2 separate regions of the Homo sapiens genome follow, and region 1 is linked to region 2. Evidence: chromatin loops called from intact Hi-C (ENCODE). Cell type or tissue: MCF 10A. All regions are shown on one strand.

What was found. Peaks named below come from ENCODE experiments on the same cell type or tissue, not always from the same donor. Only the 100,000 strongest peaks of a DNase experiment are listed, where the experiment ranks them.
Region 1: a loop joins it to region 2, with 3 times the contacts of the local background. A loop is called at or near these places in 3 of 110 quality-filtered maps.

The regions. Positions count from the first base shown.
Region 1 is chr5:128,645,556-128,650,555 of GRCh38, reverse strand. LOC105379167 (a long non-coding RNA gene) reads left to right here. Exons shown (of 3, transcript XR_948768.3): 2 at 3,510-3,633. Among named protein-coding and RNA genes, the nearest start is that of FBN2, 110 kb to the right of the region's middle. In MCF 10A, no CTCF peak of the experiment used is centred here; no DNase peak of the experiment used is centred here.
Region 2 is chr5:128,535,833-128,540,832 of GRCh38, reverse strand. It overlaps FBN2 (fibrillin 2), which reads left to right and starts at 2,588. Exons shown (of 65, transcript NM_001999.4): 1 at 2,588-3,483; 2 at 4,349-4,431. The coding sequence starts at 3,230. RefSeq lists enhancers at 1,762-2,262, 3,988-4,918. In MCF 10A, no CTCF peak of the experiment used is centred here; DNase peaks (open chromatin) are centred at 1,642, 2,382, 2,932 and 3,222.

The DNA of each region.
Region 1 (5,000 bases), 110 kb before region 2:
CCTCAAGAATCTAGAACCAGAAATACCATTTGACCCAGCAATCCCATTACCAGGGATATACCTAAAGGATTATAAGTCATTCTACTATGAAGACACACGCACATGTATGTTTATTTCAGCACTATTCACAATAGCAAAGACTTGGCACCAACCCAAATGGCCATCAATGATTGACTGGATAAAGAAAATGTGGCACACATACACCATGGAATACTATGCAGCAATAAAAAAGGATGAGTTCATGTCCTTTGCAGAGACATGGATGAAGCTGGAAACCATCATTCTCAGCAAACTAATACAGGAACAGAAAACCAAATACCACATGTTCTCATTCATAAGTAGTAGTTGAACTATGAGAACACACGGACACAGGGAAGCGAACATCACACACCCGGGCTTGTGGGGGCTAGGGGAAGGATAGCATTAGAAGAAATACCTAATGTAGATGGTGGGTTGATGGGTGCAGCAAACCACCATGCCACATTTACACCTATGTAACAAACCTGCACGTTCTGCACATGTATCCTAGAACTTATAGTATAATAATAATAATAAAAGAAATTACCCTGTCTTAGGTATTTCTTTATGGCAGCACAAGAACGGACTAATATAAGCATGTTTAAAAGTGTCAAATGTTGCAGAGTCACTTTTAAGATGTCTAAATATTGATAATAGAAGGTGATTTTGAGAAGTTTATCAATAAACCTTAGCAAGAGCATTGCAATAATGAGTTGGACTTAGATTGGATATGAAAGGAAGGAAAGAGAGGTCAGTATGTTGAAAATATATTGAGAGAAGGGCTATGAGATGGGAAAGATTTGATCATGTTTATGTACTGACATGAAAGGAGAATTTTGAAGATACAGAAGAGAGGGGTGATTATGATCTTAGTGAGAAGGAAATAAATCTCGTAGTTATAAGCTGATTGGAACAAGAACCATAGTATACTGCCAATTATTAATTGCCATAATTCATAAAAACAACATTTTATTACTCTCTATAAACTTCAGCTATGATCATTTCTACATATTTTAGGGCACTATTTAACTTTATTTCCCTCCTAATTTTCTTTGCAGGAGAAATACTAACTACTTTTGACACATCTGGCTTATCACAGAAGAACTCATGATTTACCAATTGTTTTCCTTTGGTTTCATCAGTTTCCTCTTTGTGCAGTGTTATGCCTCATCATACAAGAATGTCATGTTTCCCCATTATGTTAGTGTATACAAGATGAAGAAAATATGTTTTCCAAGTAACATTCTGAACATAAAGTACATATTTTCCATCACTTCTAATTTAGAGCACAACAGTTTCTTTCTGGTTTCTAACAGGACACAAACTAAATATAAAATTTGAAGAACACCATAATTGCAATGATATATAAAATGCTATTTGTGTAAATACTAATAACCATACATTTTTCTTATTCACATGTCAATGTGTGGTTTTCATATACGTTACATATTTTTAAAAGGTCTTAATGATGTGATGTATCTGATTACTTAGAGTGGCAGAGGCACTCTTCACTGGTTACTAATTACTGCTCTATCAGGGTTTCTAATCATTTTTGAATCACAGATAAGCTTGAGAACCTGATGAAAATCATGCCCCATGTTTCTAGAAGAAATACATAAACCTGGACGTATATGCACATATAAATTTGCATACCTTTTTGGAGATTAAAAAGCCTGATTTAAAGGAATATAATTTTGGGATATTGGGGTTAATGTCAAAGGAAAAATAAAGAGCATAACATTGAAGGCATAGCAACATGGTTTGTTTGTTTGTTTGTTTGTTTGTTTAGTTAGTTAGCTAATTATTTTGAGACAAGGTTTCACTCTGTCACCCAGGCTGGAGTGCAGTGGCTCAATCATGGCTCACTGCAGCCTCGACCTCCCAGGTTCAAGTAATCCTTCCACCTCAGCCTCCCAAGTAGCTGGGACTATAGGCATATGCCACTATGCCCAGCTAATTTTTTTGTATTTTTTTTTTTGTAGAGACAGGGTTTCATCATGTTGCCCAGAATGGTCTTGGACTCCTGGGCTTATGCAATTCTCTCGCCTTGGCCTCCCAAAGTGCTGGGATTACAGGCCTGAGCCACCAGGCCCAGCAGCAACATGGTTTAAAAGCAAGAGTTTTGGAGTCAGATTTGGATTCAAGTCTTGACCCAGCACTTAGCAGTTGGGTATTCTCAGCCATGTTACTTAACAACTCTTAGCTTAAGTATATACCTATGTAAAGTGAGGTTGGAGAAAGGATTCAATTAGATAAAAAGCAAAGTACGTGACAAATGCATATAATATGCAGATAGTCGATGTTTGTTTTAAATTCCAGGGAAACAGCTTCAATTGAATGGTTCTCAAAGGCATGGGAATTTTTCATTTAGATTTTGTTGTTTATGTTTAAATCTATCAGATTTGGATTAAGAATCTCACAGAAAGTTAATCTCAAAATCCAGCTTTCTGATTGCTGAGTCTGATAGAAGTATTGCTGTGCTGTATACACACCGCTCAGGTAGTGCGCATCTTTGGTTGGGGTGACCTTCTAGGGGTCATTCGGTCACCAAGTGACAGGATGCCATGGATCAGTGGGCACAACTAATTCTCTTTAGTATTTGAAATATCCCATAGAGTGACATGTTTTACAAGGTTGTTCTCAATATTAGTCAGTTAAATAACAGAATGAAAAGGTGCTTAACTTTGGCAGAAAAGAAAATACACATATTCCACAAACAAGAAAGATAATTGTGATAATTTTATCAAATGCCCTAAGTCACCCTCATATGTTTCAATTATCAAAAGTAATATTCTTGTTATATAATAATATATAATAAAATTCCAGATTTTAAAATGTGTTATAAGATTTCAAGGATCATACTAGTTGTGATGGCAGTTCATTTGGCTAAGATTGACATTTTTGGCTTCTTAAAACAGTGCTCTCAGTCCTGTAGCTTCAGACACAGCTTCACTAACGAGGGTAGGACCTTAATTTCAATTTCCTCATCTGTTCTCTTATTTCAGCCAACGAACAGTATCCTAAGGCTGTGTGCTGACCTCGGAACATGAGTCTAGACAGAACACTAGAAAATGCCTTTAAAAGGTGCCATGAACAATATCCAAAATATCATCTCTTGATTGGGCCGGACAATTTATTGTGCCAAAATCCTTCTATGTGTGGTTGCACCCAAAGCAGGTGCTTCTATGGAAAATATATCCAAGACAATTTCTGTCTCATTTTACTTTGAGCAAAGCCAATTTTTAATTTAAAAAGTACATGCTTAGATGCCTCTGAGATGTTTTCCTGACATAGTAATCCAAGTAACTTCTGACTGAGACGAAGGGAAGGTATCTCTCTCTGAAGAGCCTTATCATAGAGTGAGAGTTTTAAAGAGTTTTGGGAAAGCTCTGCCCTTCTGAAATTGAATTTTGTTCAGGATATTGAGATTTTAAGGGCATTTTGCCTCCTTGCCAATTTTATTATACCATTATTTTTTATTTAAATTACAGATTCTTTTTTGTCTCCTTCTCTGCAAGAGGCTGGCACCAGATCACCTCCTGAGTAGAGCAGACATTCCAAAGGATGTCCTGCCAACAATAATGGAAAGCTGGATACAACTGAATATGTAAAATGGTACCTGAGATGCTTAGAAAACTGTAAAGTTTAATGCTGCATATCCAGTGCAAATGTCAAACACTACAGCTGCTGCTTCTACATGCTGCATGAAAAGCGTGTTTGTGTGTGTGTGTGTGTGTATGTGTGTGTTTAAATTCATGGCTTCTTTTTTCTTTGCTTATGAATCTCTGCACATCTGTCTTTTAAAATGTCTTATTTATAGGGTCAACATTTCTTGTCTAATGAGATGGGCCAAAAAGATCTTTAATCACTCACATACTCACAAGGAAAATGACATGTCCCAAATAAAAGATTGAGCAGGATTTATTTCTAAAATATCTTAAATGTTCTCCAATAACACTTGACAAATATAATTTTCAATACTGACTGAACTTTTCTTCCCCTTAGGAGTTCTACACTCATTTAAAATAAATAGTATATCGTTGATGGTTTTTGAAGTCTCAGAATGTTAAGCTGCCTTTTAGAAATTCTGAGTTACATAGAAAACATTAAGAATCTATCTTCTTAATTTAAACAAATGGCATGGTACATTCCCCAAACACTCAACCACCATAAATAACACTGGGAATACTAAGAATGCATGATTCAGGAGATGCAGAAAAATTGTACTTTCCCAGAAAATCTGCGTTTTATAAAGAAAGGCACATAACCTTTCTGGAAGCCTCAGGTATTGCACCTTCAAAGATGATTCTTTTATTCAACCTTAACCTAAAAATCACAGGATTATGACAAAGCATAAGTTTAAAAATAAAAAATTGCTTAAAATATTGAAAATGTAAATTCCTGAAGATTTGAAGACACATGTAATTTCATAAGAAGGGGGGCTTCATATGGATATACAGTACAAAAAATGTCTTCATAAAGAAACAATGACTTGAATTGATTCTACACTTTAGGGAAGCTATTCTTTTTAAATGAGACTTTGAATTGGGGACAAAGACCTTGACACTGGAGTACCCACTATAGTGTAGCTGATTTAAAGCACCAGGGGTTTAAATGGTCACAATATATTATTTTCGGTAAGTACACTTCTGGAATGTTTCAGTTTGGATTAAGCATCCTGAAACATGGATTTAATTAAAGGAGCCCTTCAGATAATTATGGGACTGATTTTCAAAGGCATGCTAGATGATTCAGATTCCTAGCAACATTCTGAGCTGCATCATTTAAAGACTGGTCTGGAAGGGCTATCCTCTGAGAATTTATCATTTTCCAAGAACTGAAGAAATTTCCTGGCTGAACATCTAGAAGTCAAAAACTGAGACCTGGAGCATCTTTATCTTAAATAACTATCAACTTTGAGTGACATTTAGGAGCCTCTTAGAAAGGCCTCAAAAGAGCAGGCTCAGATTTACCAGAATAAG
Region 2 (5,000 bases):
CTTGCTTTTTTTTTATTTTAGTAGACTGTATATGCTAGAGATCACTCTCTAAGAGCATACAGAGTTTCTCTTCATTCATATTTGACAGCTGCATAATACTTCACTGAATAGATGAAGTCATACACAACAGTTGCTTGTTCATGGGAAGTTTGTGTTTCTAGTCTTTCACTATTATAAACAGTGCTGCAAAGAACAGTCAAATGTATGCACCATTTCATTTTTTTTTGTCTATGTATCTTTTATATAGGTTCCTAAAAGTGGAATTGCTGGATCAAAGGGTAAAGGCATAGGCAATTCTAGAGCATTTAGATTTAATGTGATGGACAGGAATGAACCATGAAGCCACGTAAGTATTAAACAACAGCAACAACAACAAAAAAAGCAGATACAGGATGTTTTAAATGGTATGACTAAAACACTGCTTTAAACCAGGAGATAGTTACATTAGTTAGCTCTTTTAGTTTAAATAATTTTATTATTTGAAGCGAAGTACGTGAAAATAACTGTATTGCTCTTTCTCTGGATTTTAACAAATCGGTGTCTCACATGAAATTATGTAACTCTTATCTTTTCTTCTGCTTTATGAGAATACTGTAACAAGGGGTACTACCTTCAGACCCTTTGACTACATGGAGAAATAAAGGAGGGAGTTGTGCCAATTACTGGAGAATTTTGGCTGTCAAATAGCACATCTGGGCAATTTGGGCCAGAAATACATATATATGATATATGATATATATATGATATATGATATATATGATATATGATATATACGATATATATGATATATGATATATATGATATATACGATATATGATATATACGATATATATGATATATATGATATATGATATATATGATATATATGATATATATGATATATATGATATATATGATATATGATATATATGATAGATCATATATGATCTATCATATATATCATATATCATATATCATATATATGATATATATGATCTATCATATATATGATATATCATATATGATCTATCATATATATGATATCATATATATGATATATGATATATATGATATATGATATATATCATATATATGTTATGTGTATATATGTATATATGTACGTGTATATATATACACACACACACACACACACACCCTCCTATACATATTCAACATTTTCCCCTTTAAACTAAGGTTTTCTAGGCTTGAATAAACCAGACACTGCTCTTTTGTACTGTTTCGCAAACTGTGCTTGGATGGTCTCTCCTTGTTTTCAGGAGTGTTTGATTTTTAAATTGTGATATTCCACTAAATGAGAAATGACCAGGACTTCACAGAGATTTCATGAAAGGAGGGCCACAAAGGAAGAACCCAGAGCAGGCCGGTGAGAGGCACTCTAAGAGGTACAGAGGGTTGCACCAATTGCTAGGATTTAATCAATCAGAAGGGGTCCAAGCCAGGAAGCAAGGGCATGCCCCGAGCCTCATTTACCCGCCTTGTCACCACCCTGCCCGCTAGTACATTTCAGAGTCTCTAACCCCTCCCTGCATGCAAGCCCAGGCAGAGTCCTGCCAGGTTTCACACCAGAGCACACCCCTGCACGGACTCCCCAGGACCGCGGCGCCGGCTGGCTGCCTCGGCCCCCCGCGGCCGCGTGAGCTCCCTCTTGGTGGTGGAGGGCGCATTTCAATCTGGAAACTCCCAGCCCCTAATTTGGTCCCGCAGACTGACGCCGCTCCCGGTGGGGCGGTGGGGGTAGGAGGGCAAAGGGGAGGTCTCCTCCTTCTTGGATTGAGGCTGCAACCAACAGCCCCGTGAGCCTCTATTCCTGGCTGACTGCGAATCCCCCCATCCCAGGTCAGGGGCCGGGACCCTACAGAAAGACCCGTTCTCATCCTCAACCTTGCGGCCTCTGTCCGGCGGGGAAGTTCAGCTGCGGGTCAGTTCAGCTGCGGGTCCGGCCAAGCCTGGCGCGCTTAGGCACCCTAGTCCCTGGTCCGCGGCCGGGCGAGGACGGAGGGGGAGGGGAAGGGGCTGCTGCCTCCTTTCCCAAATCCGGTCCCTAATCGCCCCATCCCCCGCCGTCTACTCGCTTTGTACAGGCAGTCAAAACAGAGCTAGCGGCCAATTGACGGGGACGGGAAGCAAAGCCGCCTAGCGCCTCGCCCCCTCCAGCCGGCCCCCCGGGCCCCTCCTCTCGGCGCCCGGACCTTGGCCCTCCCTCTCCTTTCCCACTTCTCTCTTTGCCCTAACTTCGCCCCCATCCCCCGCTCATTTCCTCTCGCACCCGGGCTCGCCAATCCCTCTTTCCAAGTCCCTCTTCCAGCCCGGCCTTCCTCTCGGGTTCGCCCCCCTTCTCCCCAATCTCCGTCCTCTTCCCTCCCTTCGCCCTCCCCCCCTTCCTTCCTCTTCCCCTCACCCAACCCTGGTTCCCCTCGTTCCTCAGTCCCGATCTCTCCCTTACTCTGTCCCCGCCCACTCTGCGCCGGCCTCTCAGTCCGGGTTGAGCCCCACGTGTGGACGGCCGCGCCCCCACTGACAGCCGCCGCCCGCCGGCCCGCCCCGCGCCCCGCCGGGCCTCTAAAACCCCCGCGCCGCGCCCTCCACCGCCGCATCTTCTCCAGCGCCCAGCCTCCCGCCCTCTCTCTTGCTGGCCGCACGCCCCGGCCCCGCGCACCTCCGCCCGGCTCCGCAGCCGCTACCCGCGCTTCGTTGCCCTGTGGGACTCCGAGCGAGCCCGGAGGGAACCCTCCTCTTCTTCTGGGGGCGACTTTTGTTTGCTTGCCTGTTTCTTTCTGGTGACTTTTGCAGCTTTCCAATATCCGTCTTCGGAGCGCACGGGAATCCGCCGAGCTCTGCGTGCAGGCCCTTTTTTCTTTTGAGGTTCACATTTTTTGAAATTTTACGCCAGGGCTTTTGTAATTTCCTCCCCCGCCCGCTGACGGTCCTGGAGTCGCTCGGGGCTTTAGGCCGGTTATGCAACGTGTACCGCTCGGGGCTGCCGGCTGCACCTCCGCCGCGCCTCGCCGCTCACTGCGCTAGACCCGGCGCCCCGCGTCTCGCTTCGCGGGCAGTCAGGGGGCCGGCGCTCTGTCGAGGTCTCCAGCTAGAGCAGGGAGCCCGAGCCCGAGGGAGTCCCCGGAGCCGACGAAGGGCTTATTAGACCCTGACTCTTTTCTGAGGCGCGCAGATTTTGTCTTTGATCACTCCCTCTCCGCGGGTCTACGGCCGCGCGCTTTCGGCGCCGGCGATGGGGAGAAGACGGAGGCTGTGTCTCCAGCTCTACTTCCTGTGGCTGGGCTGTGTGGTGCTCTGGGCGCAGGGCACGGCCGGCCAGCCTCAGCCTCCTCCGCCCAAGCCGCCCCGGCCCCAGCCGCCGCCGCAACAGGTTCGGTCCGCTACAGCAGGCTCTGAAGGCGGGTTTCTAGCGCCCGAGTATCGCGAGGAGGGTGCCGCAGTGGCCAGCCGCGTCCGCCGGCGAGGACAGCAGGACGTGCTCCGAGGGTAAGTGGGCAAGCGGCTCCGCACCTAGGGCTCCGGCTTGGGGGAGGGGGGAATCCTCAGTTTGGCGGCTTTCTGGCCCACTCCGTCCCAGACCCTTTAGCTGGAGCCTAGAGCTGCAGCCCCCTTTGCCAGAATATCCAAAGACCCCCAGGAGCGCGTCCCCCTTTTCCTTCCCAACCCCGCAGCTCAGCGGGCGGAAAGCCCTCTCTCCGGGGGTTGGGCGGCGGGTGGTTAGGGGGTCCAGGGGTGCCGATCGCAGAGCGTGTGCAGAGCTCGCGCTGCGGGAACAGGTTCTGAATGTCCGGCGGCAGGCGGGCCTGGGTCCGCCTGCTGCAGGGGCCAGAGAAGCCTGCTTGCTCCCCACGTCGGGGCCGCCGCTCGTGAGCCTTTTGTTTGAGGACGTGTGCAGGGTTCACAGCTCACCTTCTCATCGTCAACCCGAGCGCTCCACCTTGCGACGCGCTTTCCTTGACACGTCGGGGCCAAAGTAACAGTTGACCAAGGAGGAATGGATTTGGGAAGGAGGGCAAGGATTCTTTGGAACGGAATGGTCCCTTTGTTCTCTGCATCTGGAAGCTAGAATAGTAGCAAATTATATGTTTCCATGCCTCTTTTCGCCCTTTAAAAAGGCAGGCAAGGGACGACAGATGAAAGGCAGTGTTTAGACATTTCTGACCCTCCTGCATTCCAGCATCTAGCTCTTTTGCTTCCACGTCTGCCTCCCGATCTCCAATAATTTGAAGTGTAATTTTGATTTGTTTGTTGTCCTGAAATCTACTCGCTCGGGGCATTGCTTACGAAGACCGTTTATATGTTGCTGCATCCCTCTACCTATCTGTTACGTGACCGCGCTTGTCCATCACAGGCCCAACGTGTGCGGCTCCAGATTCCACTCCTACTGCTGCCCTGGATGGAAGACGCTCCCTGGAGGAAACCAGTGCATTGTCCGTGAGTGCTTGGCAGGGATCGCAGCTTGGGGCAGCGCACTCGGCCCTATCTCCGGCCGACCTCTTGCACTCAGCCATTTGGACGCATAGTTGCGTTTAAAATCAAGTGATCACATTGCACTGATAATCGGGACGCGGCCCCATTTGAATAGTGGGGAAGACTCAACCGGTTTGAGTCAGTTCAGACTTCACTTCTAGACTCTGTTGAAGGGCAATAATGATAAAGATTTCAAAGATAATTGAAAGTTTTATCTTTCTATGTCTATTAATACAAATTGGAAGAGGGGAGGAGTAGAGCAATTATCTAGATAACTCAAAACCACTTTTTCTGTAAAAAATCCAGATGAGACCACATGTTATTATGCAAATTATCAGGCTTTTAACTCTGCTTGAGGTTTGGGCCTTATGAAGATCAAGATTTCTTAGGCATTTATATAAAACCACTTTCTTATTTCTGGTTTTATATCAACAACCACATAACCTAGATACGAAAGGAGCATTCTCGCGGATTTAGTGTTGACCTAAGTTAACAAACTTTTAAAAGACAGAACTCTTACAAAGGGGCTTGAG